Linked DNA regions of Mus musculus: all the other regions are linked to region 1. The links are chromatin loops, found by intact Hi-C in ENCODE. Cell type or tissue: left cerebral cortex. All regions are shown on one strand.

The links. Hi-C counts contacts between places; a loop is a spot of excess contacts. Peaks named below come from ENCODE experiments on the same cell type or tissue, not always from the same donor. Only the 100,000 strongest peaks of a DNase experiment are listed, where the experiment ranks them.
Region 2: it touches region 1 in a loop (2.0-fold over the local background); 4 of 42 quality-filtered maps call a loop at or near these places.
Region 3: a loop joins it to region 1, with 3 times the contacts of the local background. A loop is called at or near these places in 2 of 42 quality-filtered maps.

What each region holds. Positions count from the first base shown.
Region 1 is chr14:48,661,374-48,669,373 of GRCm38, reverse strand. It overlaps Otx2 (orthodenticle homeobox 2), which reads left to right and starts at 1,730. Exons shown (of 5, transcript NM_001286482.1): 1 at 1,730-1,946; 2 at 2,101-2,174; 3 at 6,715-6,930; 4 at 7,924-8,000. The coding sequence starts at 6,834. It overlaps Otx2os1 (orthodenticle homeobox 2 opposite strand 1), which reads right to left and starts at 86. Exons shown (of 5, transcript NR_029384.1): 1 at 1-86. In left cerebral cortex, no CTCF peak of the experiment used is centred here; DNase peaks (open chromatin) are centred at 3,360, 3,922, 4,520, 4,748 and 3 more places.
Region 2 is chr14:48,733,633-48,741,632 of GRCm38, reverse strand. The region is part of intron 4 of Otx2os1 (orthodenticle homeobox 2 opposite strand 1); the gene reads right to left. Among named protein-coding and RNA genes, the nearest start is that of Gm22699, 32 kb to the left of the region's middle. In left cerebral cortex, no CTCF peak of the experiment used is centred here; no DNase peak of the experiment used is centred here.
Region 3 is chr14:48,417,082-48,425,081 of GRCm38, reverse strand. No RefSeq gene overlaps it. Among named protein-coding and RNA genes, the nearest start is that of Tmem260, 25 kb to the left of the region's middle. In left cerebral cortex, no CTCF peak of the experiment used is centred here; DNase peaks (open chromatin) are centred at 125, 1,989, 2,821 and 3,452; H3K27ac peaks cover 2,078 bases.

The DNA.
Region 1 (8,000 bases):
GATTTGCCTTTCCATCATACAAAGCACGATGGCTCGGACCAAGAGCCAGGACCTGCTTCCCACAGCCCGGGCCACGCGGGACAACTGCCTGGGACATTTGTTTACCTCTCCTAAATGAAAGGCCTTAGGGACAGTCGCCAGGTGTTTCTGCACAGTGGGGGCGGGGTAACAAGGAAAGATCCGTACTCACCCTCCCCCCTAGCCTAGGCCCCACAAAGTCGTGGCTCTGGGGAACGCGACAGCCAGGAGTTTCCTTAGGACTGGAACAGCTACGAAGGAGCCAGGAAGAACTGGGCAAGCCCGGAGGAGCTCGAGGGTTCGCGGAGCCTCCAGGACCCCAAGGCTCTTAGGACACACCTGCAAGTCTGCAGCGGCAGCGGAGTGCCCAGCCTTAGGCCGGAGCCGAGCCCAGCCGGGCTGCCGAGAACTTGCAGCCTCGTGCGCACTCCCGTAATTCGCTAATTGCTGTAAATCCCAAGGACGGCCACATTTGATTACACATACAGTATAAGAACCGACAACAAAGCGACGAATTAATTACCAACTTCATTAACATAGGTCCCCAAATTAAAGGCAACGAGCTGTTTCTTTGGGCCCACTAGCAGTGGTGGCGGTGACTGAGGTAGTGAGGGAGGGGTGGGTTTTTTCGTTTTGTTTTGTTTTTCCTTCTGCATTGGGAGTTGTGAGGGGAAAGCTATCCTCCCCCCCCCTCCCCCTCCCAGCCTCCATTCACACACTCAGCAGTAGCGTTTGCCCCTCACCTCCCCCCGCCCCGTCCCCTAATATTCTGTCCAGCGTGTTTCTGCTTTTCTAGAAAACTCTGATTCTTGTTTAAAAAAAAAAAAAAAAAAAAACCAGTCTGGACCAGAAGAAGTTGAGTTGGTTGACCCTGCAGCATCCCAGCTCCCGAGTTTCGGCCTCTGAGTAGGGCGCCTCCATCCCTAGTAACTCCCAGGCCTGAAGTACCAGGCGTTTGTTCTTAAGCACAAACTGTTTCTACTGGGGGCTTTTTGTCACCTCATACTCAGCTGGAGAGATTTGAGGTATCCCCTCCCTTGGCCGGAAATCTGCCTTGGCGGTAGATTTGGGAGCTCACGTTTTCTTTTGTATCTTGCTCTATGCTTATCAAATTGAAAAAACATGCCTGGAAAGCCAGAACTCCAGAGACCAAGGGTTATTCTAAGGGGTAAAAGAACAGCCAGTGAGGACGCTGGAGTTTTCAGACAGTCCATAGCTGCGTGACTCTCTGCCTACACTGCATGTTCACAGCTCAGTTCCACTCTTGTTCATCTTCACCCATTTTTCCCTCAGCGCCGTCTGGTCCTCTTCAAGAGAACATAGCCCTGTTTTTAAGCCTGTGCCTGGGTTTGAGTTCTGCCTCTGACCCACACATTCTTTGCTAGCGTTGGAAATCGAAAACGGGGTACTACCCCCTCCCTCCTTCCCCTAGCTTTGACTTAAATATTTTCCTGCTTTATGTTGTTTGGTATCCTTTCTCTAAAATAAAAACAAAAAAGAAAAGGAGGATAAGAAGGAGTATAAAGGAAGAAGAAAAGACCGAAGAGGGAGGCCTTCCTGTCCATCATTTTAATTATACAATTAGTTCACATGCTTGGGCCCATAATGTATATTTTAAGCGTAGCCCAGTGTTTTAAAGAACGTTCTGGTAGTGTCGGAGGCCTGGATTTGTTGCCTGCTCTTCCCCCCGTGCAGCAGCGGCCTGTTTTCCTCCCCCTGTTGTGTGTTTTTATTATTTTCCCTCTGGCTTAGATGTGTCAATCATTCTCTCCCTGCCATTGGTTGGAGAGTTTGCGTCAAAAAGTTGCCAGAGAGGCGCTTTCTCAGCAAATCTCCCTGAGAGCGGAACCTTCCTCAGCTCCAACTCAGCCTCCACTGTTACTAAAAAATAAAAATCGCTAGAGGAGCTCAGTCGCCACCTCTACTTTGTATGTATCGTAGACGGACACAAGCCTGTTTACAACTCTGGCCACTTCATTTTATGTTTTCTTTTAATTGTTTTTTTTTTCTGGTTATGTTTGACTTTTTATGGAAAGGTGAAGACTACAAGGTTTTTAACTGAATGCTCTTGATTTCTTTTAGGATAGCTGGCTATTTGGAATTTTGAAGGATAATTTGATTTTTTTTTCTTTTCTAACGTCCAATGCGGCTGTAAGGTAAGTGTCCGTCTGTCTTGTCTATAGCGATATCTTTGTGTTCCCCCAGTCCGCAGTGACCTCCGCTCCTCCAATGTGCAACTCTGCGGACGTGGAACTTCCTTGGGTGGGGGCGGGCGATGTATTTTATTTTTCTAATGAGAATTTTGAGACGAAATAATGACCATTAGGAAAAAATTTGACGATCTGTAGAAGAGGGAGGGAGTGGGAGGGAGCGAGAGCGCGTGCTCCTGGGGGTCGCTGCTACCGAAGAACGTCGCAGAAATCCTAGGAGTCTAATCTGGGAGTTGGGGAGGGGTTTTGTTCTTATGCCCACGCTATTCATGGCTTCTCCTCGCGAGCTTTGCATTTTGGCCCCTAGATTGAGCTGGAGTCCTTAGGTTTGGTTCCAAGGGCGTATTTTAGAATCCATGACAAAATAATGCTTGTGTAATGTACCTAGGTTGGTAAATTAAAACAAAGATAATAAGGTGGACGCTTCCGAAAGACGGAGCTCCCGAAGGCCGGCTCTCCATTATCGGCGGGGGCCTCGGGCTGCCTCTAGACTCCTCGGTTTGCAACGGGAGCCGAAATCGGAGCGGATAACCGAGGAGGCGACAGCGCTGGCGTCTTGTTACTCCCGCGCCGCCTCAGCTCCTGTTTCTCGTCCTCACTCCCCAAGCTTAATGCCCCTCTGCTCTCCGCCTCTTCTCAAAGCCGCTAGGGCTCTTGAATCTTTTACAACTCTCCTCCTCTCCATCCCTAGGGGTGCGGCTCCCCCAAGCCCCAGAACTGTACACTGAAAGTCGGGGCTTCTGGGCCAGATCGCCAGGCCGAGGCCGCTAGTTGGACAGGTTTTAAAGGCGACTGTGGCTAGTGTGGTTCAGGGCACGCGCGCCTCAGCCTCTGCGCGCAACTGGGACAGCCAGACCTGAGGGTGGGCGCCTGGATGCTCCTGGTCAGAGACCCCGGAGTCCCTCCCTAGGAAGGACTTCGAGTTCTTAGTTGTTTTGTGTCTGGGGTAGCATCGTGGCCCGTTAAGCACTTCTGTACTGCCTTTTCTGGCTTGGGGACAATGAAGTGTCGTAGGTCAAGGCTGACCTTATACGGAGGGGCTCGCCGAGGCCCAGCCCCTGCTCTCGGCCTGCCCCCAAAACGAACTATTAGAAGGTCCCCGCTGACACCCGGCCTGGGCGACGGTTCGCGCGGCAAACTCCGAAGAAGTGGCGGTGTTGATGCGTTCAAGGGACTATTGAAAGCCAGTGTCCGATTTCACTGGAAAATCTGAAAACCTTAGAGCCCCAAACCGATTTGGTCTTTTGGAGGGAGAAGGGTGTATGGAGAGAGAAAGAAGGCCCAGCCGCGTGGACCACTTTGGGTGGGGACCGAGAGGAGTTGCTCTTCCTTGGAAACTGTGCCCTCCATTCCAGAGCTTGGGGGGGGGGGGGTGTCAGGATTTCGTCTGTTCACCTCGGGACTTTTTCCGGCCACTGAAAGTTATTAGCACTAGAGTGGAGTTGGGCGCAAACTCCTCCCCCAGAGAAAGGTAGACACCCAGGCCTCTCCTTCCAGACCTAACACCGGGGCTTCTTCGAACTATAATTAATAGTCAAGAGCAACCCTTTGGCACATTTCTTTCTCCCTCCCTCGCGGGTGGTGATGTTGATTCCCCGAGGCCAGAAACTTTCACTCGAGTTGGCGGGCCTGGCGCCGGCTGTTTTCCAAATGCCCGCGTACCTCCTTCTTCCTTTCCCTCCGGCTCTCGGTCCTCTCCCCTGCCTCAGGCCGAGCCGCCAGTCAGCGAAGTTTTGTTTCCTTTCTATCATGCAGAAAATTAATCAGCCAGGACGAGAAGCAGAGCTGAGCACGACGGCCTGTAATTAAGGGACGTGTGCCCCTCGGATTATCTCGTTAGTTTATCAAGAAAACATTTATTATAATTAATTCTCGGACGAGGTAATTATTATTGAGCGAGGACACAGCAACTGGTAGATGGGCTTCTTGGAAGAAGGGGAAAAAAAACCACCAAGGAGGGGGGGCGATCTGGAGGGGGAAGCGACAGATTGCACGAATTGACCGTTAGATATAAGGCTGTGCAGGCCGGCGCAGGCAGTGGAGACGGGGCTTGGGCATCAGAGCTGCTGATCTGCCGGACTGCAGGGCAGAGACGCCGGACCCAGTCGCTTGCTCCTGGAGGAGAGAGCAGTCGGGGAGTCGCCGCGCTATCGCTATTTGCTCCTAGGTATGAGCTCTCGGAAGCCATCTCTCCTCGAGAGCGGTCACCTTAACTCTTGTGTCTTAGAAAGAGTCCCCACCCCCATTCCCCTTTGCACTGTGCGTGGAGAGGAAGCTAGAATGGAATCCTTAGCAAGCGGTGAAAGTTAGGTGGAAGGGCCCCGCAGCCGTCTTTATTATCTATCCGTGTTTATTATCTAAGCTCGCTGTGGAGAAGTGACCGTGGTTTGGGTTTTGGTTTTCCTGTTTTGTTTTTGTTTTGTTTTATTCCGCCCACATCTCCAGGAGGAAAAGTGAAAATAGTTTTCCCTGACAATTTGAGCCGTTTTGACTCTCCAAGAAGGACCTCGCCCCGAACTTTCTGTTACTGCTTTTTATCCTGGAACATGCCGCTTTTATCAAATGATCTGTTTAGGCGATCTAATTGGGTGAGAGCTAGACTAGTAAATAAATACATGCCCATCTTAACATCATATATAACAGGTCAGAACTGTCCAAGGGAATAAGAGTGTATTTTCAAAGAATTCCTCTTTAGAGGGTATTTAAATAAGGAACGACTGGGTTTTTAAAGAATCTTACGTTCACAGTTACAAATAGCTAGATCTTGGAAGAAGGAACACAGAATATAAAGTGTTCTTCGCAAAAGTAACTAGTTTCACTCGTTAACAATCCAGTTCTCTTAGAAGGACATTTATAAAAATCACATTTTAGGGTGGGGAAATAAGACTTGTGTTCTGAATGTAAATCTGGAAGAAATCACAGCTGTTGAGTTTTGTTTGTGAAGCTTTGCCTTTGTCTCTTAAGCAAGGTAAATATGAAAACCTAAGGTCTTAATTTTTTCATTAATGAACTTTATGAAGTGACAGAGAACTCAGTCTTGTATCCGCCATTTTGAGGAAGTTTCTCAGAGTGTCAAAGTTTCAAAGCAGAGAGAGAGAGAGAGAGAGAGAGAGAGAGAGAGAGAGAGAGAGAGAGAGAGAGAGAGCGCTTTAAGTGCCTTATTTTTGGAAAATAAAAGCCAGCCTTACACACATTGCCTGCCTGTATTAACATCGATGGGGGGAGGGGTTCAGCAAAGGAACACAGATGACTTTTCTTTTTCTCCCCCCACCCAGCTCCTTTTCTTACAAAATTGTAGGAAATTTAAAAAGCAGAGAGAAGTGCGGTTAGTTCCATTGCTTTGGATGTTTATTGACTTCAAACCTAAATATATGGGAAAGGTGGCTCCCGTTGCAGCCCCCTCTCCCCCCAACCCAAAATCCAAGAAAAAGTGTTTCCCGCTGGATCTGTAGCCTCCTGACATAAAAAACATGGAAGCGGCTTGCTGTAGGAATGCACCCCTCTGGACTTGCAAAATGTGGGGGCAGCAGTTTATCTGACTTTACTTCAGTTAGGATTCTAACTTAAGCATTTCTGTCAAGCCCTGTGCTAGTCTTGAAGAAAAGACTTTTTTTTTTCCCTCTCAGTATGTTTAAATTAAATATTTGATGGGTGTCGCTTAAAAGTTAAATAGTTGTTTGTTTAGCTATAGTTCTTTAGACACATGTAATCAAACTCCTCCAAAACCCTAATAAATCTGTTACTTACTTCGAAATCTAATTATCCAGACTACTAATTAGGTGAAAATGATTACTGGAAATGACTTCAAATGTGGGATAATAGTGATTGGGCAGTTTTCACAAGTTTGTTGTTCAGCAAGTTGGTGTTTTAAATGTTGAATGCGTTTACATTTTAGGTTCACAGCAGTTGAAAGTGGTAATAATTTAAAAAAAAATCAGCTAAGATAATTAAAATCTCTGCCAGGGAAAGGCAACAGTCTGGGAAGAGGTAGATTTCTTGAATTGTTTCTTTGTTTCTCACCAATGGGCTTTGTTATCAGCATTATTTATTTAGCCAAAGAGTTCTTTGTCTCTGCAAATGGCCCCAATCAAGTTTTGTTTGAGACAATTAGCTAGTGCCAGCCAATGAGTCCTATGCAAATGTTGGGTTAGGAATGTAGAGCGTGCATTTGGAGGCGTGGGGTTTTGTTCTTGGGGAAGGCAGATTGTAATTGCTTTCCTCGGGTCGGTTTTCTTTCTTTCTTTTTTTAAGTTTAGGGTGGGGGTGGGGAAGACAGGTTTATCTGGTCTCACTCCATCCCCTCTAGTTTTGGAGCTGCTGGGGGGTGGGGGGGACGGCGGGGGTGGGGGACGCATCTGCAACTCCTTTAAAAGCCTGTGCCCAGCGTCTCCCGGGTTCTTTTTAGTTAGTGCTGGAACGTGGAGGAAGCTGCTCCCTCCGAAGCAGTAAACCAGCATTTCTGTTTGTTTGTTTGCTTTGCCCTTAGTTCCGTCACTCCAAATCTACCCACCAAGGACCCTGACCCTGTCCACTCCAGGCGAATCGAGACCGTCCGGCTGGGTCCCCCCAATTTGGGCCGACTTTGCGCCTCCAAACAACCTTAGCATGATGTCTTATCTAAAGCAACCGCCTTACGCAGTCAATGGGCTGAGTCTGACCACTTCGGGTATGGACTTGCTGCATCCCTCCGTGGGCTACCCCGGTAAGTGAGTCCGCGGCCTTCTAGACGCCCTTCCACACGCCCGCCCCTCTGGAGCTCCGAGGTTGGAGGGCGCGCTGTCCTCACTCAAGCTCAAGGCGGGGTTCCCGATGTATTTTCCTTGCTACCAAACTGCCGAGTGCCACAGAGCATTTACTGACCCAAGAGGGAACAAGAGGCTGGGAAGAGGCGAATCTGGGGTCTGCAGAAGTAACAGAGAATCACACCGCTCCATTCTTAACTCGAGTGGCTTGGCGACATTCATTGGGCTAGGTCGTGGAAGGTTGTTGACCTTGTCACTTGAGCACGCTCTTGCGTACGTTTCCACGTCCAATTCCTAGCTATTACTTCCCTGGGAGCAACCGAATTCTCTCCCCTACTGTCCCTTCCAGTTTTCCCTGGCCAGGGGCTTCCAGGGGTTTCCGGTACGTCGATGCCCTGTCCCTTTAATCCTTAGAGGTGTGGCTTCCCTCCAGGTGCCAGACAATTTTCTTTTCTAGTCAGATTCCTCCCTCCCCCCAACCAAAAACTCATAAAAGTATGAACTATGTCCCATTTTAAAGATAAAAGAACAAACGTCCCTGTGGTGTTAAAATACCGTGGGAACTGGCTCGGCGTTCGCTGCGTCATTCTGAACCTTTGGTCCTCATAGAGCCTTTAACTTTACTAGTCAGCCTTTTCTGGTGATGTGTGTGATCTAGAGGTTGTTATTTGCTTGTTCGTTTCCAGAACTGGGCGTGGGGATGGGAATTGTGGCTCCTTGTTTTATTTTGTTAGTTCCTCAAGTAATTTGTAGCTGGCGTCGGGGGGGGGGGGGTTGGAGGGGACCGCATTACACTGGGAGGTCGTGTGTCCTGTGAGGCTCTGGAAGGGGTGGGGATACTGGGTAACGCGGTGAGAGGAGGGAGGTCGGGGAGTCTGAGGACCGAGGCAAAAGTCCTGTGACTGAGAAACTGCTCCCCCACCCTAAAGGGCCCTGGGCTTCTTGTCCTGCAGCCACCCCCCGGAAACAGCGAAGGGAGAGGACGACATTTACTAGGGCACAGCTCGACGTTCTGGAAGCTCTGTTTGCC
Region 2 (8,000 bases), 72 kb before region 1:
TGCACCTCACCCGTGTTTTCTAAGGGCACTGAGAAATAATGTTCACGTTTTTCTTCTTCTCCTTTTTTTTTTTTAATTTTCTTTTTTATTTAACCGTGGACAGGTTTGTTTTTGTAACTGTCAGCAGTTGGGGCTATTTTGAGAATGTAGGACAGGGTTAAGGATTAGTCCCAGCATTCTCTTTGCTGTGTATCAGAGCCGCTTAGCTGTAATTAATCAGGACATTAGGTTTTGTACTCTTGGTTCAGGTCATTTGCCTATGAGCTGCCCCAGCCTTTCACAAAGGCATACTGCATATGTTTCTGGGTACCTTTTTGAGAGAAGATTTAAATTAGCCAGATGAATAATACTTTGTTACAAGTGTTTTGCCCTAGGCAAAAAGGTTTTCTTCATATTATCATAGCCCGGAGCTGCAGCCCTCCAGCTTGATGTGACTGGTGTTATACTGTCACAAGGCAATGATGTAAGAACAGGGCTCTCTGTGTCAGACAAATCTGGATTTAGGGGAATTATAGCAGATGTTGCAAAATGGCAACAGTTTAGCAAGTTCCTTTTATCCCAGTGTTGGGAGGCAGGACTACTAAGTGCAGCAGACAGAAGAGAATGTTTTCTTTGATCGTTTGCGCAAGCTCTAGGGTAGGGACTTCCCCAGTTACAGCACATCACTAATGATATAGTTATACAGTCGCTGGTGGATCAGAATACAGAATTAAGGGCTGACATTTTTTTTTAAGTATTTGTTTTGGTTGAGCTTGGTATTGTGGTCATTTACATCATAAGCTTCAGATGCTAAGTAAGGTCTAACTCTTGGTTAAGGAAGCTTAATTCCGGGGAAGAAACGGGATAACAACAAAAGCTAACCACAAGACATAATTTAACCTCGGCAACCCTCTCCATTCAGACCTACCATGGACGCCTAAATTATGTGAACCCCAAGAAAGAGTTAAAGTGTATACGTTATTTTAATTTTTATATTTTCATATGGTCGAGAATATTTAACCATGTTTAATAACAACACAGTCTGCACTGTTAATGTCTGTGCAAAGCTTAGTTTCTTTAAGATTAAAAGAAGAGCTGTCTTCAAAACCTTTGGATGCCCATGATGGAGAAGCCTTTCAGTTCCACTCGAGTAAAATTATTTACAAACTTGGTTAAGGTGAGTGGGCGCATGGTAGTGGGCCAGGACAGAAACACAGCAGCTATTCCTGGAGAGAGGGGATGCTGGATTTGGCTCCTTGAAAGTGTGCCTCCTGTGGTTCCCTGCACACCCAGGACTGTCTCTGGGTTTTTAGAAACTTTGGGGGGAAGTATAGCATTAGATTTCACTGAAGTGTATACTGTCAGAAGACAGCAGGAGCAGGCAGGACGGCAAGAAAATGCCTTCCCCTGGGGAAAGACTTGCAATTATTACTAACACGCACACATAATGAATTTGCTCTTTTTATGCAAATATTTATCGATCATTTCCATTGGAGCATTAGACAGTGAAATTCACACAAACATTTCAACATTTTTTCAAGTGGCTTCTATCTTTACAAAACGTCTTTAAATTTTTAAAGGTGTTTTAACTTGCAAATTTTGATTACCTCTTGGGTGTGCAAAAAAGAAAATGAAATATTCTAATTTTTCAGGTGGTTTTCATTTAAAACAAAGCAAAGGATGCAAATATAGATGGGTTTTTTTAAATTATGGATGTGAGTAGCTATGTTTTGTATGGTTTTTTTCTTGAAGACAGAAATGGATTGGAGAAAAAAAAAAGGGCAGGATCAGAGGGAACTGCCTCTGTTCCATATAAAATATGCCTGCAGGGGAACCTAATCGTCTTTGTATATTTTACCTGTTTCACTAATGTTTACACAGAGAGAGGGTGTGCTTATGCACCAAAAAAGTAGGGATGTTGAAGAAGATTTGGGGTTCAGCAGACATCACAGTTGATCACAGTGACACATTACGATCTCTTTAATAAGAGGAGTATATGTTCCTCCAATAAGTGTCTCCAAAATTAAATTAAAATTCTTGTACTTTAGATTTTTCAAAACTAGGTTTTCTCTAAATCCAGAGCTCAGGATAATGGTGCTTGGTAAAAACTCTAAAACTCAAAAGTTTCCTTGAGGTGGCTTAACTCTAACTTTGAATTTGGCATGATGTGATAAATGGATATTTATTAGTCTCTACTCCCCTCAACCCCAGACTGAAGCCTCACCTATGATTTAAATTAAACTAGCCAGCACCCAAGCTCAGATCAGTAGTACTTTATATCTGGTGACAAAGACAACCCTGAACAGTGGGTATAGCACTGGGCTCTACACATTGGCGTGTGGAACAAGCCCAGGACGAAGAAAACTGAAAGATGCTGTAAGGACATGCTGTGTTCAAGAATCCTAGACTCATGAACACGCTCTCAATAAAAGACTTTTACTTTTTCCTCCAGTCTGCCTCGATAATGACTATCCCAGAGATCTTAAAAACAAGAAGACACATATCAGAAATCCTATTACAACCTTCAAAGTCCTGGCAGTGAGTGGTAATTCCCAACCAGCCCCCTACACATAGCTAAGTCTAAGAATAATTTGGAAGAGGTTTCTGTGCGGGCGAAGCATCTGCCATTTCACTGTTCACTAACTCATCGTTAGCCAAAGTAGGAAACTCAAACAATTGGGCTTCATATCTGCATACTTGGAATTTGACTTTTTGATTCATGATTGTACCCATTAGCTTTGAAAATCCACGTTTCTGTCTAGTTGCGTGTTTTGCTTGAACGATCTCAAATTATGCTTTCGAGTCAAATATTATTACAAGCTCAAATACGTGGGAGACGTGAGTGTGTGTCACTGGTCAGGGGGGTGGTGTTTGTTTTATTGATTTTCATCTGGCGAGTTTAAAATATGAGCAAACTTTTCACGGAGGGCTTGGGGACATTTGTTTGAACACTCCTGGAGTAATTGGAAATGCAACAATTGTTTAAAAAGTGGTATTGTCCATGAAAAGATTTAGTGAGGGATGAAGAAATTTCTTGAACCCAAAGACCTAATCTGGTGATCCAATTCTCCCCCCTGTGTCCATTCCCGTGAAACCCCATTTACCGGGCCCTATCCCTCGCCAGCTCCCCGCATCCTACCTAGCCAATCCTCTACGTTTCCCACATTGTCTCGGCTTTTGTCTTTTCAGTCTAAACAGAAGAACAACAGATAGGGTTCCGAAGGGCAGGGAGCATCATGGGCTGCAGGAGAATGGCTGGGATGAGGGTCAGATCCTGCCCCTGCTGCCAACAGTTACTAGGGCTTGTGCTGCCCGGCTGAACAGTGTTCAAAGGCTTCGCTGGGCTTTGTTCCACTGTGTGGGGATTAGGCCTGGCGGTCTGAGAATTTGCCTTCTAATTAAAAAGGATAAAAGATAGAAGTAGCATTAGACTAAAACAGAGCAGTGATACTTCACAGGCTGAAGTTTTGTGTGTGTGTGTGTGTGTGTGTGTGTGTGTGTGTGTGTGTGTGTGTGTGTGTGTGTACGTGCGCGCACACGCGCATATGTGCGTGCGTGTGTGTGTGTGTGTGTGTGTGTGTGTGTGTGTGTGTGTGTGTGTGTGTGTGTGTGTGTGTGTGACAAGGCAATGCTCAAACTTGTCTGGATATTTTATTTCTTCCGTATTCCACTCAGATTTAGAAGAGAGAACTTGAGGAACTCTTCCCAGAGGTTGTGGGTGTCTGCATCAAAAATGTGTGTTAGGGGAAGGAATACAGTCAACACTGGAGAGTGGGGGCACTCCCAGAATCACCTTCTATTTCAGACGCTGGCGAGAAATCAATCCCACTAAGAGTGGCTTCTGTCTTTCCATTCCACTGTGTCCTGCCATGCCTTCCAGCATCTCTACCTGCTCTCTTCTCTGTTACTCTGCATCTCCTTGCAACTGTGGACCCTGTCTTAACCAGCTGTAAAATGCAATTAAGAAATCACGATAGACACACACACACATAAACACACCAGTCTCTCTACGTGTGTGTGTGTGTGTGTGTGTGTGTGTGTGCGTGTGTGTATTTGTGTGTATGTGTGTATATACACAATCCCCCTTTCTGTTTATGTTTACAAAGGTAAATGTATTCTGTGCCTATAGTTCGTTGAGAAAGGGACCACCTACACATCCAAGTGAAGACCAGGGGAACCCAGCCCAACGAATGGAACCCTGTCTTAACCCCCATTTGCTGTCTAGCCTCCATAGCTCACTGAGACGTGTGTAAAGAGCTGTATGGTTTAAGAAGTACGGCTGCCACTTGTTGACTTAAACAAGAGTCCGGGAGTGACTTGTTCAGTACTTGACTGGGTACTCTACCAGGAAGGAATTGGAGGTGAGATTTCTGTTAGAAATACTGGACCGGTTGCAGAAATCAGTTGACGTGGGTTGATTCTACCCCCCCCCCCCGGGGTGGGGGTAAGTGTTTCCTAGAGGACCTCCAAGCTTTCAAAGCCACTGAGCTCAGACTGCATAAAGGAATGCCCTCTGTTCCCACAGAGCTCATGTTACTTCATGAGGCTGAAGGAGCGAAATTTCTTTACCAATTTTTGTTTTCCATTTGCCTCATAGACATTAAGTAATCTCCTTTACAAAAATACTGTTTTTGAAGTATGAGGTTATCATGGGGTTGGTTTGTGTATTTCAGAGATGCAGCATGCTCCTGTTCGTTTAAATAAATAACGTTTGAAGTTGCATTTATTCATTTGAGCTATTTACCCATAACCTATATTGAGCATCACTAGAAAATATAGTGAGTTCATATAGAGCTGTCTTTTGATTTAATGTATAGATTTTGGGATGAAGTCTGTGACTTTTGTTTTTAGCATAAGGAGTGCCTAGTAGTTCTAATTCTCTAAACTCTAACTCTTTTCTCTTTTAATGCCTAAACAGAATTAGTATGTTGGTGGTTTTGTGTGTGTGTGTGTGTGTGTGTGTGTATGTGTTGTGATGTGTGTATGTGTGTTTTAGATCTATGAGATAAATTTTGCAACTCTGCTAGATATATGTACAAGTTTTTGTGAAATCCCCCAGTCTGATTTTGATCATGAGCTTTGTGTGAGAGAATCAAACGGTTCTCCCGGTTCGAGGGGACAGCCATGGTAATTTCTATTACGTTCTACCTCTTTCTTTCATTTTTGCCTTTTGGAGTTGACCAGTCCCCTGCTGACTCCCAGAATGCAGCAAAGCTGGACCTGCTAGTACCACTCTAAAGAAAACAGAGATAATAATCTGATTTAGACATTGAGAACACTGGGAAGAATGGCAGCAGTCGTGGGTACCAATGGGTACCAGAGCATCAAACGCTCCCCTCTTCCCAGCCCCTGCTTCTCTTTAGCAGTCAGAATATGTCAGGCATTAGCACAAAGCCAAGCCATTATGAGAATGTAATTCACAATATTTTGGCTTCTATTTTTCAGCAGCTTTTGAGTAAAATATTGTACAAGAAAGAGGCCTTTGTTGTGTTTATAATGCATGTACAACCTGGTGAGAAGCCGAATAAAAAAATGTATATTATTTGCATAACTTGAATTAAAGAATTTAGTGCATTATTGGGTCTTGAATGTCTTAAATTTGAGAGAGCTGGCTGAAGAGCAATATTACTCCATTACCGTTCTGTAATTCATATAATGAAATCATATGGCTAAAAAAAAATTCAGGTCTTCACAATGGCAAGTGGAACCTGACTTCTGAACTCCTTTTTAATGAAAACAGTAATTTATAAGCTGGCACATGTGTGTGCCCCTTTCTGTTTGCTGACAATACAAGTCCGTGGCGTTCATATCCTTTCATCTGCTCTCCCCAAAAGGGCCTTTAAGAGAAGCCAATTCCATCTAATAGATGTTTCCCAAATTCGAGGCACTGAAGACGGTGGCCTCACAGAAGATGGGGAGATGGAAGATCCGTTGGAATGTCTGTGAGTCCATGCAGTTTTCTGACAGCGTCCCCAGGCTACACTCTTTACTCCACTGCACACACAACTGGAACAAGCAGAGCCCCACTGGCCACACAGAGCCCACGCACATGTGTGTGCGTGTACATGTGTGTGTTTTCTTTCAATACAAACAGAAAACCCTAACAATGTCCCTAACCCTAACCCACCCCCATCACCCTAACAGTGCCCTAACCCCACCCCCACCCCTGCTTATGAGATGGGATGAGATGTGAAATGTGTATATGTTTGTTTATTTATTTAGAGAGAAGGGCTCTCTCCATAGCTCAGGTTGGCCTGAAACTAATTAGATAGCCCAAGTTGTCCTCAAACTCACAGTAATCCTTCCATCTCTGCTCTCCTAATGCTGAGATTACAGGCACGGGCCATGGGGCCTGTTGTACAAATGTGTTCTTTTCTTAAATAGTTGTTGTTATTATTATTTGTATACATAAAGTAGGCTTGTAAATGTATTTCATAGCAGCATCAAGGAAGTTCACATTGCTTGAGTGGCTGTGTTCGAATGTTCAGTCTCCAAGAGCCTATATTCTGTTCATCTGTCTGCATGTGGACTTAAAGACTATCCTCTGTTTGGTTGAGATGGCTCAGCAGGTAAAGAGGCCACTCACAATTACCTGAGCTCACATCACTGGAACTGAAGACATGGTAGAAAGAACAAGCTGTCCTCTGAATATCATGGATCACGAGGTGTTGGCATGCCCCACCTGGCTCTCTCACGTAGGTGTGTCCTAACATACATTAGCTGTTTATGCTCACTCGTATTTCTTGAAGACGCCAAGGATAACTCAACTAGCAAGCCTATTTAAGTAAAAACTCAAGGAAGCAGTTCAATGCATAGAATCTAGAAAATGATCAAAGTAAGCTATTACCTATTTGGGATAAGCAGCCATCATCAGCATTGTGAAATAGTTCAGATGTCAGATACAAAGCTTTTGTTGCACTTCCAAACTAGAGTTTAAAGTCTTTTTCAATTAATTATTCCTCTAGGGCCAGCAATGTGTCTGCTCACTGTATTTCTCCACACCGCAGGGGTGTGTCTCCTTTCAAAGAAGAGATGCCTGCAGGCCTGATGAAAACCAATAGTTAACTCTGGAATCTAAACTAACACACAAACAAAAACTCTGTAATCTAAAGGAAATTCAAGAATGTGCTGTCTGTCTATTTTGCATTTTGATGTTTATGGGCAAAGCCTGACACATATTAGTCCAAATGCAGCGATCTTTTCAAGACATGAAAGCCATTTCTCTACTTCTACATTCCAAAGATTCTCCCATTTGACTCTCTGTCATGGTTTCTGGAAGGAGAAGAGGGCAGGAAGTGGGCTGGAGAGGAGGCTTGGCTTACGAAATAGACTTGGACCAGCTGCAGCCTCTGCAAACAGATTTCTTTATCTGCAAGCCAGGTTGGAGCACATCAGCTGCTCTCAGCAGCTCGCTATGCAGCATCCTCATCCCCATGTCCAGCAGAGTACATGAGTGCCAGGCTCTCTCTGTCCCAGGACAGTTCCACGCCTTAGGTCCCTCCTAAGCAAGAACATCCCAGAATTCCCAGTGGTGTCCTTGGTGAGACACCTATGTGTCATGAGACATCTTTGAATTCTTTGCAGGTGGATGGATAGAGCCTAGGGTCAAGGGGTGAATAGCCAGCACTTTGTCTTCAAAGCCAAGTCCTTGATAGGAGGCAAGCTTTGATGTTCAGAAGGGTGGTTGGTGTTTTCAGAACTAATATCCAAAACAGTAATGCATAATACATTTGCTTCCACGGACAGCTGCTGATGCATAGCTGAAGGTTAAAGATTGTTTAACAAAAAGAACCACTCCATCAAATGTTTTAGAACACAATTCTATAATTCTAAAACAACTGAAAAACATAGTCCAATTCACTATGAATCCCTTCTTCTTCCTCTCCTTCCTCTTCTTCCTCTTCCTCTTCCTCTTCTTCTTCTTCTTCTTCTTCTTCTTCTTCTTCTTTTCTTCTTCTTTTCTTCTTCTTCTTTTCTTCTTCTTCTTTTCTTCTTCTTCTTCTTCTCCTCCTTCTTCTGCT
Region 3 (8,000 bases), 240 kb after region 1:
CAGCTCCCCACCACTTCTCTGGGGGACTATGCGCTGGCTGAGGAGATCAGTGGTGAGCAATTTTTCTGCTTTGAGTTCAAGATGTTAACTTGCTAATTTTAAGTCAGCCATAGTAACAAGCAAGCTTTTCCATCCCAACAGCTGTGTGTTTAGCAGCATGCTGTTGGCCTTACTCATCTCTCACCAACCAACGTAATGCCTGTGCTCTTTTAAAACATCAACAGACTACATCCAACCTAGGAATGATTCCCTGCCTGCCAGAAGCACTCATGCAACTGATTTCATTCATTTGGCACCAGGGAGGGCAAACAGATCATGGTTAAAATGTCAATTTAGTGTCAGGCTCTTAACCTACCGCCATTTAACCTGTAAGGAAGGAGTATTGCAGACGGCAAGCTTCATGAAAGCAAGTGCGGGAACTATACTTCCACGTCATTATGGTTTTCACTAGGGAGGAAACCACTGGAGATGCTGCTGTCAAGGCTCAAGAAGTGAGACAGTCAGAGAGACTTAGGATAAAAGCTGCATTCCATTGAATGAAAACACAAGAGAGATGGGTTTTAATAAGTAAAAGTTTACTTTCAAAAAGAATTAAGAGGAAACACATCGTCTACAGTCTGCACTCTGCATTCACAGGCCCCACATCCTTAGAGTCAATCAACTATGAACTAAAAATATATATTAACGAGGAAACCTTCCACCTGCATTACAAAGGCAGTTTCTTCTTGTCTTTATTCTCTAGTGACACAAAATAACCATTTACATTGCCTCTACAATGCATGAGGCACAGTTTATTATTTAAGGTATATGGGTGGTGCACATCTGCTGAATACACTGCCATTTTATAGAAGAAATTTGAGCACCCAAGGATTTTGCTGTGTGTGTCTGTGGGAATGAGATGCTCAGGTGATGGGGGGGGGGGAGGGTGTGTGTCCTGGAACAAGTTCTCAGAACATAGCAAGGTGGGATTGATAATATGGATTGTCAATTCAGTTTGTAGTCTTGAGTCATGATGGAAGCACACCTTTGGGTGTGTCAATGAAGTCATTTCTACTGAGCTGGAAGAACTACTCAGAAGTGAGGGGTACTATGTCACGGGCTGGAGCCATCAACTGACTAAAACAGACAACTGTACCGGCATTCATAGCTCTCTGCCTCCTGACTGCAGATATCTGCTGCCTCAGACCCAAGCCATCAACTTCCCCACCACAATGGACTGAGCCTTTCACACAGCATACCACACAACCCTTCAAGTCGATTCTGCTGGCATCTGATCACAGCAGCAGGAGAAGCAACCAGTACTCAAGGACAGTCACAGATGCTCCCAGGTTGCTTTTAACTGCCTGGGAGCTGAACTACATACAGCATTGCTCAGTTGTGAACTCGGCCGGCCGGGCCGCAGATGCCCTCAGCACCTCAGCATGTCACTAGCAAAGTATGAGAAGCAGAGCTAGCCTCAGGCCCCCCTGTTGTGTGACACACCATTCACTTAGCCTTTCTCAAATGGTTATTGCGGCTTTTCCTCTGCTACTAAATGAAAAGGTGACCTAAGTCTTAATTAGCATTCCCTACCTAGTGTCACATACAGTGATGCCTTCTAGTAAAAGGTTGGGGGATAAAGAACTAAAGCTCCATATGTAATAGCCAGTAATGGGCACACATGTTTGTAAATGTTTGTTTTAATACTAATGTCAGATTATTTAGGACCTAATCCTTCCTGTTGATTGGACTGAGCATACATGGGGGGATAAAGATTTCTATCCCTACATTAACACATTTTATGAATTTCAAAGCCACTCCCCCCAACCCCACTAAAACACAAGGTCATGAACTAATAGAATCCTCATTTTCTGAGTGTTTTGGTAATCTGCAGAGGAGCCCTATAGACGTACTAGGTAAACAAGTCGCCTGAATTCTTATGAAATGCATCAGACCAGTGAGTGCGCTCCTCGGAGCATCTGCAGGAAATGGAACAGAAGCAAATGCTAAGAAGCACTCTGCTCCAAGCCACTTATGTAACCGTGCTGCCACAGATTAAAATTAAGCTATTCGAGGCCACCCCAAGCCCCCAAAGAGACTAAAAGGAAAGAGACTTAGATCTTTTCATGCCTTCTCCCCACCCCAGAGGATTACAGCGTCAACCTTATAATCATTAGTAGCTGCAATCCTGCTTGATCTTCTGCCCCTGTTCCACCGTTCAGTCTATCTCCCCTTCCCTCTACCACACGAGTTTTTGTTATGCATCTGTTTTTCAGACCAGTGAATCACCATTTCATGGATTAAAAATCAAAAAAAAAAAAAGTTCAGGAGTCTGGAGAAGATTTCTTAGAGGGTAAAAGCCCTTGCTAAGCCTTACTGAGTTCAGATCCAGCACCCATATAAAAAGCCACGCATGGTGGCAAGTGCCTATAACCCCGCCCGTTGGGAAGCCAAGTAGGGGAGGCAGGACAATCTCTGAAGCTTGCTGAAAAACCCAAGGTCTCCAGACGGGGTGAGAGATCCTATTCAAGTGATGTCCTCCTGTGGTGTCCAGCACAGACAGACATGCACACACACACACACACACAGACACACACACAGAGGCACACACAGAGGCACACACATTAAAGTCCAGAGTGGAGTAAAATCATCACTTTAGCTTTCAAAAAGTCCTCCGATCAGCTGTCTTTTGTGCTCAGTTACTGTGGCTTCCTACCCACACCGAAAGAAGCTCCTATCTCCCCCCTCATCTTCAGGGCTTTGCTGCTCTCTGGCAGCAGAATGGCCCACTTACACTTCCTTAGAGGCTGCCTGACTGGGGTGCATTAGCCTCAGAGAACTGTGCTCAGTGGGGGTTTCCTGTCACTTTCCATCATCTGTCCTTTGCTATCTGTGACTCACAGCCCTGGGACAACAGACAGCCCTTCCCCCAAGAAAGTCAAAGCCTGCGGTCTCTGTCCCGGTGTGACGTGACCGCTCTGAATCACAGCCTCCTGGACCCTGCACGCCCTTCCTTCCCATCTGAAGTGAGAAAGGCTGCTGCAGCCTGGTCCCAGAGCTGGGACAAGGGGACTTCACACTTCAGAAGCCCCAAGTCAGTTGTATGTGTCCAGGCAGGAACTTTAAATAGTAGAGTTTCCCTTTTCAGGGTGGATGGGGGGGGGCGGGGAAAGTCTGTAATGTCAAATTCTTTCTCGAAGTGGAGATCGACTATGTGCTCCATCATTTTATTTCTTCGTCTCCCATCCACCCTGCTCCTCCTGCTCTCTCCTTCATGCTCTCCTCCCCCCACCTGCACCCCCCACTGTCCTTCCTGCTCCTCCCTCCCGTCGTCTCCATTCTACCCTCTTCCCCCCCTTTCCTCTCTAGCCCTTCCTTGCCATCCCCCACCGTTGCCATTCTGGGCTTCCTGTCCTCCTTTCCCTCACACCCTCTCTTCCCCTTTTTATTCCTTACACTCCCACTGCCGGGAGTGTTCCTCTGTTCCTGTTAAATCATCTGCATTCATCTTTGTCATATTCAAAACCATCCTCCACACAGCCTCCTAAGGAGTCTTTCCATAGAAACATTGTTATGTTATTCCATTCCTTAGGAGTCTTCACTATTTAAGTCCTAACGTGACTTAAGGGATCAAGCGCCTTCCTTGTCCGCTGGGAAAGCAGAGTATGGTGGGCAGCTAGCTCGTGTTATTCCTTCCTGAGCATGAGCCACGTGCACAGACTAGGAAGAGGTACCTTCGCTCCTCGACCAGATTAGAAAAGAGCAAAAAACCGAAGAGGCTCTGCATACAGAAATGACTAGGCTAGCCCCTTTCTCTAACAAAACAAAATAAACAACAACAACAACAACAACAAAACTCGAAACTGTACTCTTGGCCTAGCTAGCCTGGCCTTCATCCCCTTAGCTTCTCGATTACAATTACTGAATTTCCAACTATAAAATCATTCCTGTTCTTGATTGTTCTTATCCAGAAGGAACTACTCCTTTAAACCTCCCCAGGATCTCCCAACAACAGCCCTGGCCTTGCCCTCCAGCTCCCTGCCACCAAACTACTCTGAACACCAAACTGCCTTTCACTGGTTCGTCCAGCAGTAAGCTGAATACATTTATCTACCCAGCTTAGGAGTGCTTATCAATGGTATTGGCCTATTCTCTTCAATGTACTTCTATCTCTCACAATGCATGCTCTGGTCATACACAGTAAAACTATGGTGCACGCCTTTAATCCCAGCACTAGGGAGGCAGAGGCAGGCAGATTTCTCAGTTTGAGGCCAGCCTGGTCTACAGAGTGAGTTCCAGGACAGCCAGGGCTATACAGAGAAACTCTGTCTCAGAAAACCAAAAAACCAAAATCAAAACCAAACCAACCAACCAAACAAACAAAAAAGACTTCAGAGCGTGTTCATGTTGTCTTAGTGCAGTCTCCTGTGCCTTGTATTAGCTCCAGCTGGAGCCTGTGCACAAAGCTTCCTCCTATTCTTCCATAAGCGTCCCTAAGCCCCAGCCACTGTTTGGCTATGGGTGTCTGTATCAGTTTGGGTCATCTGCTGGGTAGGGTCTCTCAGAGGACAACATGCTCCTATCTGCAAGCATAACAGAGTATCATTAATGATGTCAGGGATTGGTGCTTGCCCATGGGATGGGTCTCAAGTTGGGTCAGTTATTGGTTGGGCATTCCCTCAGTTTATGCTCCATCCCCCTTGCCTGCATTTCTTGTAGTCAGGATAAATTTTGGGTTGAAAGTTTTGTGGGTGGGTTGGTGTCTTCTATTGCTCCACTGGGATTCCTGTCTGGCTACAAGAGGTGGCCTCTTCAGGTCCCATAGCCCCGATGTAGTGATTCATAGCTAAGGTCACCCCCATTGATTCTTGGGTGCCTCCCTTATTCCAGGCCTCTGTCTTATCCTGGAGATGCCCTGCCTGCACCATCTCACCCTGATCACTTGAATATTTCCATTCATTTTCATGGCCATCTAGCCATCTCTGCTAGTCAAAGGACACTGTCAATAAGACACATCAGCAGCCCACAGATTTGGAAAGGATCTTCACCAACCCTACATTTGACAGAGTGCTAACATCCAAAATTTATAAAGAACTCAATAAGGTAGACACCAACCACCCCAATAACCCAATTAAAAATGGGGTACAGAACCAACCAGAAAATTCTCAACAGAGGAGTCTCAAATGGCTTCTGAGAAGCCTTAAAGAACTGTTCAAAGTCCTTAGTCATCAGGGAAATACAAATCAAAATTACCCTGAGATTACCACCTTACACCCATCAGAATGGCTAAGGTCAAAAGTTCAAGAGACAGCAGATGCTGGCGAGGATGTGGAGCAAGGGGAACCCTCCTCCATTGCTGGTGGGAGTGCAAACTTGTACAACCACTTTGGAAATCATTTTGACGTTTTCTCAGAAAACTAGGAGTAGTTCTACCTCAACATTTTTTTTTAAATTGGACCTTTCTAGATAAGCTGTTCTCCACCTAGACTCATCTAAGGAATTTAAAACATGTCTGTGCTTCTTCTCAGCCCCAACCCCTTAAATTTTGCACAGGGCTTGGGCACTGGCAATTTTCAAAAGTTTTCATAGTAAAAGACAAACATTGGTGATCTAGGTCCAGGAAGGATTCTATGTGCTTTAAAAGCACAAAGTAATTCACAGCACTAAAAATGAGCAATAGATAGACAGAAAAGCTACTTCAATAAATGATGACTGAAAACTGAACACATTTTATGAAGCCCCTTAGTCTGTCTGTGTAAGCACCGAACCTTCCCAAATGCAAAGGGAACACATGCTCAGAGTCACAGTAAAATTGAGGCTGTAGAGTTTAAAACATTAAACAATTTGGAAATGTATCTTGTGTGCATAGGTCAGAGAATATTGAAATGAAATGGGGCCAGAAGCTAATAGATGGAAATATTTCTACCTGAACATCTCTCCAGGAGGCAAAGTAGAGATTACAACCAGTTTGTCTACACAAGTGACAGGCGTACCAAGCACACCGCCATTGCCAGGGCGATCGGCTCTAGTTCCTGTGAAGGTGAGAGTAATATCGGGCTCATTAATTGTCTACATTTCCGATATGATAAGACTTCAGTGGATGGTGTTAATTAAACAACAAAACAACTCCTCTTGTGGTGGTGTGCATTCCAAGTTAGAGCAATTAATTCACTCACTTAAACTGATCAAGATTTAATTACCATCACTCTGTGCAATTACTCCATAATTAAAGTAATTTGGTTCCTTCCACTTGCTGACAGTGTCACTGAACAGCCATTCACAGCACCAAAAGAAGTGATAATTAACTTAAAGAATAGCTCAGGGCTGTTTTACGCACACAGGCTCGCTGCTGATTATTCCTAAAGACCCCAGAATGAAGTTAAGCATGGAAAGAAGAATCCTGGGATCGTTTTAAAGTGATGATGATGATGATGATGATGATGATGATGATGATAATAATAATAAATAAACAACACCTTAAGGCTTGCCCCTTCTCCCCAAAATAAGGTCCCTAGAAGCTTACACACTTCTTAGAAATTTAAATGATGGTGGCTGCCGTCACTATAACCTAACCATAAATTAGTGTCATGTGCAAAACAAACAACTTGAAAAAAATTAAGCACTTAAATATTGGTTAGGGCTAATTACTGTGGGAGATTAGAGTCTACTTGGCAGTTGGTAGGAGTGGTACAAAATATACTGGTACAGAAAGAACACTCGGGATCTTTGGGAAAGGACAGGAAAAGATGTCTAAGGATTGCATCTCTGTGGGGCTGGAGAGATGGCTCAGCAGTTAAGAGTGTTTGCTGTTCTTCTAGAGGACGAGAGTTCAGCTCCTATCACGCACATCAGGTGGCTCACAACCTGACACCTTCTTCTAGGCTCTGCAAGCACTCACGCACAGACTCGCAGAATCGCCATAAATAAAATTAAAAGCAACGTTTTTTTTTAAAAGTAAAGTATCACGATGTTGGAAAAGAAACCTTGGAACACACAGACAGACACACACACACACACACACACACAAGAGAGGGGGCGGGGAGGGAGAGGAGGGGAGGGAGAGGGAGAGATCAGCTGCCTGTATTTACTGTGGGATTTGTTTTGAGTGGCTACCTGAAAAAGTAAGTTTTTTTCTCAAGCAGAAAAAGGTGGACGAGCACTTTAGGGATGTCGGAATTGCGACAGCATTATGGAGAACTGCTCAATCCCAGGGGCGGCTAAGCTCCTATACTCCTGGGCCCAGATCAAGGGTGTGAAGAGCCAGGCTGGAGCCTAGCCCGTGCACAAGGTACATTCAGAGGTGAATTATACTCTGAGGGGCAGGGAACTGGGGGATAGCTAGGTCTGAGTAAAGTCCAGAGGCCCTCCAGAGAGTGGGCTAAATGAAACCAATACAGAGGTGCTGACAGCTTTCTCGGGATTCAGGGTTAACTGAGGACATGCGTGACTGTCCTACATGGAGAGAAGCATTCTAACCGGCAGGGCCTTCCATTGCCCTCCATGTAGAGCATTACTCCCCGGTCCTGGCCTGAGAGTTTGGGAGGCAACTAGAGGAATCAGATCCTTTGCCTTTTCTGAATATTATTCAGATGCAACTCTCTTTGTTGTTATTGTTGTTGTTGTCGGTGTCTACAGACAAGGAGCAAAGCTAGGGCTTTGCACGTGTTAAGCAAAAGGCTCTGCCACTGAGCTACATACCTAACCCTGAAATGTCGGCCCATGGAAATGTGCACAATGCAAAGGGTCAGGCTGCCCTTCTGATGCAGCTGCTCTGAGCAGTGCACACTAAGACTATTCCTGGGAACGGAGTCCTGCCCAGTGTTCTCATTACACTGGTAATAAAGCTGAAGTGTCTAAACAGCATCAAGTGTCTTTGGAGAATAAGCAGCTGAGATCACAGGTCTTGCTGGTGCTGGAGCTGAATCTGAAATGACTGACTCAGATCTGTTGCAACAAACAGTTTTTGCTGGGCAGTGGCTAAAGCAAACTAAAGCAAACTATGACATTATTGGCTCTTTAAT